2 separate regions of the Homo sapiens genome follow, and region 1 is linked to region 2. A link is a loop called in an ENCODE intact Hi-C map of the cell type or tissue named here. Cell type or tissue: CD14-positive monocyte. All regions are shown on one strand. Links, peaks and the distances in the headings refer to the core of each region. The heading gives the core; the rest is flanking DNA. Region 1 overlaps LINC00498 (long intergenic non-protein coding RNA 498). Region 2 has its middle 5.4 kb from the start of SLC7A11.

Evidence for each region. Hi-C counts contacts between places; a loop is a spot of excess contacts. Peaks named below come from ENCODE experiments on the same cell type or tissue, not always from the same donor. Only the 100,000 strongest peaks of a DNase experiment are listed, where the experiment ranks them.
Region 1: it touches region 2 in a loop (4-fold over the local background); 5 of 110 quality-filtered maps call a loop at or near these places.

The regions. Positions count from the first base shown.
Region 1 is chr4:138,304,084-138,307,015 of GRCh38, forward strand. The region is part of intron 1 of LINC00498 (long intergenic non-protein coding RNA 498); the gene reads right to left. Among named protein-coding and RNA genes, the nearest start is that of LINC00499, 4.2 kb to the right of the region's middle. In CD14-positive monocyte, for the core only: no CTCF peak of the experiment used is centred there; a DNase peak (open chromatin) is centred at 1,158; H3K27ac peaks cover 2,313 bases.
Region 2 is chr4:138,246,300-138,249,231 of GRCh38, forward strand. No RefSeq gene overlaps it. Among named protein-coding and RNA genes, the nearest start is that of SLC7A11, 5.4 kb to the left of the region's middle. In CD14-positive monocyte, for the core only: no CTCF peak of the experiment used is centred there; no DNase peak of the experiment used is centred there.

The sequences.
Region 1 (2,932 bases), core at 139-2,638, 58 kb after region 2:
AAAAAAAAAAAAAAGGACAAGAGTTAAGCAAATCATTCGGAGATGTGTCACTAACGGTCTGGGGGTCTGTGTAAAGGACAAGGCAGCATTATCCTGTGACAAGAGCAACGACTTGTTTTATAATTCCTTCAGACTGATTCCATGGCTCTCACATAATGCAATTCTTAAAAATTCGGGGGAAAAAAGCTTAGATTTATTTTAAAGCATTAGTTCATGCCCATAAAGTGAGATTTTTACTAACGTGCTATGTCACATTATCTCAAGCTTATGTAAAATATGACCACATTCTATGTCTCTGTGACTATGTAAATAGTGACTATGTGAATGCTTGTAAAAATAAGGCTTATATTCCATATATGTCACTGTGTGAAATGTTTTTGAAATTTAATCCATTAGCTCATTTGGACCATGGTGTTAATTCAAAGTCATATGCTTGATATTCATGTAAGTTTTCTAGTTTTGCAAGAGAAAACATTGTTGCTAAAATTCTTATCCTCCTCTAGGTTGGTTTCATATATATACACACACACACACACACACACACACACATATACACACATAGACATATATGTATATATACCTAAACACGTACATATTTGTACAACATATGTATATTTGTGGGCATATAAAGATTGTGGATAGATGGGGAGAATTTATCACCACCCTTATGAAAACAACTCAAGGTACATTACCTTCAAAAAGAGGGTCAACATCATGATTTATATATTCCTCCTCAACAGTCATCATTTGTTTGCAAAGAAAGTGGTTATCTGAGAATACCCATTCTACTTTTTTTCTGATATTGGTGAATATGAATTTGATTAGAAATGCTACTTTTAATATGTTTGCTTAGAGTCCTGTTACAGTTGTGACAGATACTTTTACTTTTCAGTAAATTCTTTTTTAAAAAAATTTTTCCTTCACTCTGAAATGTTTTATACTTGTTATTTCCAAATTTATGGCTATGTAGATTGCTTTCAGCTTAGTGATCTGAAATAAGATGTATTACAAAAATGTATTTCCATTTCTGCGTCATCAAAGAGAGAAAATGGAGAAAAACAGAAAGTTCATTTTTTTCTCCAAATTTTGTGTCTATGATTAATGAGCTGCTGACTTTGTGGAGAAGGATTCCCCTCTCCACAAGGGTTTCAAAGCATTGTTTGTGCATCCAAAAAGCAGAAGCTCACTCTGAATCCAAAGTTTCAGCTGTTTGAACTCAATGCAACTCATAGTGTGTTGAGGAACAGTAACTAGAAAAAAGAGAAATTAAGCTAACCATTTCTCTCTCCTTTTCACTTGTCAGACTACATCTGTTTAGCCTTGACATTAAATTTCAAATGGGGTATTGCTACATTAAAATGCCAGTGGTCAAAACCCAACGGGAAACAAAGTGTTGTAAAAGATAGCTGAAGAATCTGTAGATGTATTCATTTGCTAGGGCCGCCATAACTAAGTTCCATCACAAACCGGCTCGCTTAAACAACAGAAATGTTTTTTCTCACAGTTCTGGAGGCTAGCTATCTGAAATCAAGATGTTGACAAGATTGGTTCCTTCTGAAGGCTGTGAGGGGAGGGTCTTTTGTCTGTTCCAGGCCTGTCTCCTAGGCTTGTAGATGGTGTCCTCCCTGCAATTTCATATCACCTTCCCTATATGCATGTTTCTGTGTTGAAATTCACCCTTTTTATAAGGAAATTTGTCACGCAGGATTAAATTCCACCTTATAACCTTACTTGAGCTTGATTACCTCCGTAAACACCCTATCACCAAGTAAGGTCACATTCTAAGGTACTCAGGTGTGAAGTCTTCAACACATAAATTTTTAGGGGAAACAATTCAGTCCATAACATTGTCTTATTCCATTCAGTCTAACATAACAAAATATCACAGACTGGGTGTTTTATTCCTCACACTCCTGGAGTCTTAAAAGACCAAGACCAAAGTGCCACTAGATCTGGTGTCTGGCGAGGGTCCTCTTCATAGATGGCTGTCTTTTCACTGTGTCCTCACATGGCAGAAGAAACAAGATACTTCTCTGGGGTCTCTTTTATAAAGGCACTAATTCCATTCATGTAGAAATGTTTTACAGGGTATATAATAACGATTTTCAAATTTCTGAAAGACTGTGCTGAAAAAGAGGGATGAGATTTTTCTGGGCTGCTCTAAAAGACAAAACTAAAATGAATATATAAAATTAGGGAAGTAAAAACTGTCATTAATATAAACAATACATTATTTGAGAACTTGTATATTTCGTAAGAAAGGCTTTGGATTTTGCAGTCATTGAGACAATAATATAAAATCACATCACCAATAATTGCTAGCAGATGAGGACTTATGTTTTTGCCTTCTCTCAGTCTTGGCTATTCCCTTTTAGTAAAATGGGGGTAATAACAGTTTTCATATGATTGCTGTGAAAGCTATATGAGATTATGTATATTTGACATCTAGCACTGTGCTCAGCCCAGATTACAACCTTAGAGAAGATTATTAATATTACTATTACTATTTTGAGTTTTCTAATTATTCTGAAGTAAAGAGACTATTTCAAAGAATTAAAATACTGGGTAGAGGGCCACTTTTCACAGATATTACAGCAATTCTTAAATTGTTTGGAGGTCAAATAAAGGATTTTTAAAAGTGACTTATACATTAATATTTTATGGTTCTAGAAGTAGATGAGAAGCTGAAAGTAGATTGAGTAGCCTAGGTTTTATATCTTCCCCAAACCCCCACCCCCACTAGACAAAAACTAGAGTTTCTATTGCTTACTTTGGTTGTATCATTCCTCAACTACTTAATTTCATAACTTGTAGCAATATTTCCCGTCATTGTTTGATTAATGTTCAAAAATGCCTGTACAAACACCAACATCAATTTTAATATAATCTTCAATGTCAAATATTATCACAAAAACAGCACTGAATATTCAAC
Region 2 (2,932 bases), core at 153-2,652:
AGATAAGCATTTCTAGTGATTGCGAGGGGGAACAAAAACAGTTCTAGAGTCCTGGTATTGTACTATTTTATAACCTGGGTAGTAATTACCTGAATATTTTAACTTTCTGACAATTCACTGAGATTTACATTTATTTTATTTTATTATTTTTGTTTTGAAACGGAGTCTCACTCACTCTGTTGCCCAGGCTGGAGTGCAGTGGTATAATCTCGGTTCACTGCAACCTCTGCCTGGTGGGTTCAAGTGATTCTCCTGCCTCAGACTCCTGGGTAGCTGGGATTACAGGCATGTGCCACCATGCCCAGCTAATTTTTGTATTTTTAGTAGAGATGAGATTTTGTTATGTTGGTCAGGCTGGTTTTGAACTCCTGACATCAACTGATCCACCCGCCACGGCCTCCCAAAGTGCTGGGATTATAGGCATGAGCCACTGCGCCTGGCCTACATTTATATTGTTATACCTTTCTGTATTTATGCCATAACTCAATTATAAAAAAAAAGCACAATAGTTGAAAATTTGTGATATTCTTTCAGAAACAGATTGCTCAAGCAGACAAATAAGCAAAACTGTAGAAAATTTGGAGAGCATAATTAATCAACTCAATAGAGTTACTTTATAGAGAATTTCCCATCCACCAAATAAAAAATAAAGATTATTTTCAAGCATATATGAAACATTAACAAAACTATCCGTATCGAAGACAAAAATGAAACCCCAGTAAGTTCCAAAGAATCAACATTGTGTAAACTATACACTCTTACTATAAACATGCAACAAAATTAGAAATTAATAGTTATAAAACTAATAAAATAAATCTTATATGTCTGGAAATTAAAAATCATACTACCAGCTGCGTGCAGTAGCTCATGCCTATAATCCCAGCATGAGGCTGAGGCAGGAGAATCGCTTGAGCCTGGGAGGCAGAGGTTATAGTGAGCTGAGATTGTGACACAGGGGGACTCTGTCTCAAAAAAAAAAAAAAAAAAAACATACTACCAACTTATCTTTAAATTAGAAAATAGGCCCTGAGAAAAAATTCACAAAATACTTAAAACTGAATAACAATGAAAACCATATGTTCAAATTTGTTAGAGTAGATTAAAGAAAACTTAAAGGAAAACTTAAAGCTTCAAGATACATTCATCAGAAAATAAAAGAGGAAATGAGCTCAATATTCAACAGAAAAATTTAAGTAAAAACAATATAGTCAAAGAAGAAAAAAAGATAACTACAGAAATAAAAAAATTAAGAACAAAAGGGGAATAGAAAACATTCCCAATTGGAAAATCTAATTATTTAGAAAGAATAATAATTTAGATACAGGTTTGGCAAATGTAAGCAATAAAAAATTCGGAAATATATTAAATGTGAGTTTAAAAAAAGAGAAAATATCTTAGAGAGCTAAAGAGAATTTTTAAATAATAAAGGAGTACAGTGATCTACTATATGGAAAATAATGTGAAACTCAGAATAAAATGGACACATTTCTGGAAAATGAATCGATTCTATTACGTCATTAGAAAAAACAGAAAAACTGAATGGAATGGCAACTATTTATGGTGCTAATCAAGGATATCCCTGGCTCAAAAAAATAAAACCAAACAAAACTAGGTTCTACTTGTGTTACAGGTAAGGCCTACCACATTTTTATGAAATAAATAATCTCCTCCTTAGAGAAATTATTTCAGAAAGTGAAAACAGGAGGAAAAACTGCCAGACTCATTTTTGTGAGTTTAGTGCAGACATTGGCCTACTTCCTGTAAAAGGCCAAGTAGTAAATATTTTAGACTTTAAGGCTACCCATTGTCTCTGTCCATGTTCTGTGTATCTGTGTGTTTGTGTGTGTGTGTGTGTGTGTGTGTTACAGCCCTTTAAAAATATAAACATTTTTCTTAGCTCCTGTGTAGTTCGCCAACTCTTTGTTTAGCAATATCTTAACTGCAAATAAGGCATTACAAGGTCAGTGCAATGGGCTAATGACAGGAAGTTTTATAAATAAAGTTTTATTAGAACATAGCCATGCCCACTCATTTATATATTTTCTATGGCTGCTTTCATATTACAACAGTAGAGTTGAGTAACTGCAAAAGAGACTGAATGGCCTGCCAAATAAGAAATGTTTATAATTTGCCTCTTTACAGAAAAAGTTCGCTGACTCTGGCTTAAGAGAAGATACAGGAATTGACTATTTATTTCCACTTTGATGTTCTCTCTTACTAGTAACTCTCTTTGCATATTCAGTGCTTGCTATTCCTACAAGATAGGAGTTAAAACAAAAAAACTGTGAAGCAAAAACTATTATGAAGAGAGTCATTGTACAGATAAAATATCTTTATGCATCTAAGAACACAGCACAAAATATGTGAAGCACATACAATAAAATAACAAAGAAAATTTGATAAGCAAATGTTGAAAATTCAACACACTTCTCTCAATATTAAATCAATAGGAAAAAAATATTATCAATTGTAGGTGATAGTTGATGTTCTATAGAGATTTTCTCATATCACTTTTCTTATTTCTGGGTATTTGTTCCTTAGCTTCTGTTTTTGCTTAAAAAGGCATACCTGCGACTCTCCTCAGAGGACGGCGCTTAGATTAACGGAGCCACTTTTCCCATGGGGGCAGAGAGTAGGGATGCCTGGGAGTTTACATCCCTTATGGAATGTTAACAGATGTTAACCGATCACTCCTTGATTTGAGAATATGACAGTCCAACATACTTGCCTTTAGTTGAGACAATCTCCGGAGTTATTTTCCCAAGCTGCAGGATCAGGCTAGGCGTTTACCTGAAATTTTAGCTTTCTTTGTCTTTCCCGTCCGTGTTCTGCTTCCTGCACTCCCTCCACAGTATTCATAGAAGCATTTCCTTATTTTGTGGTATTTTTTTTTTTTAGAGAACTTGAATTAAGACAGTTGATATTGAACGTA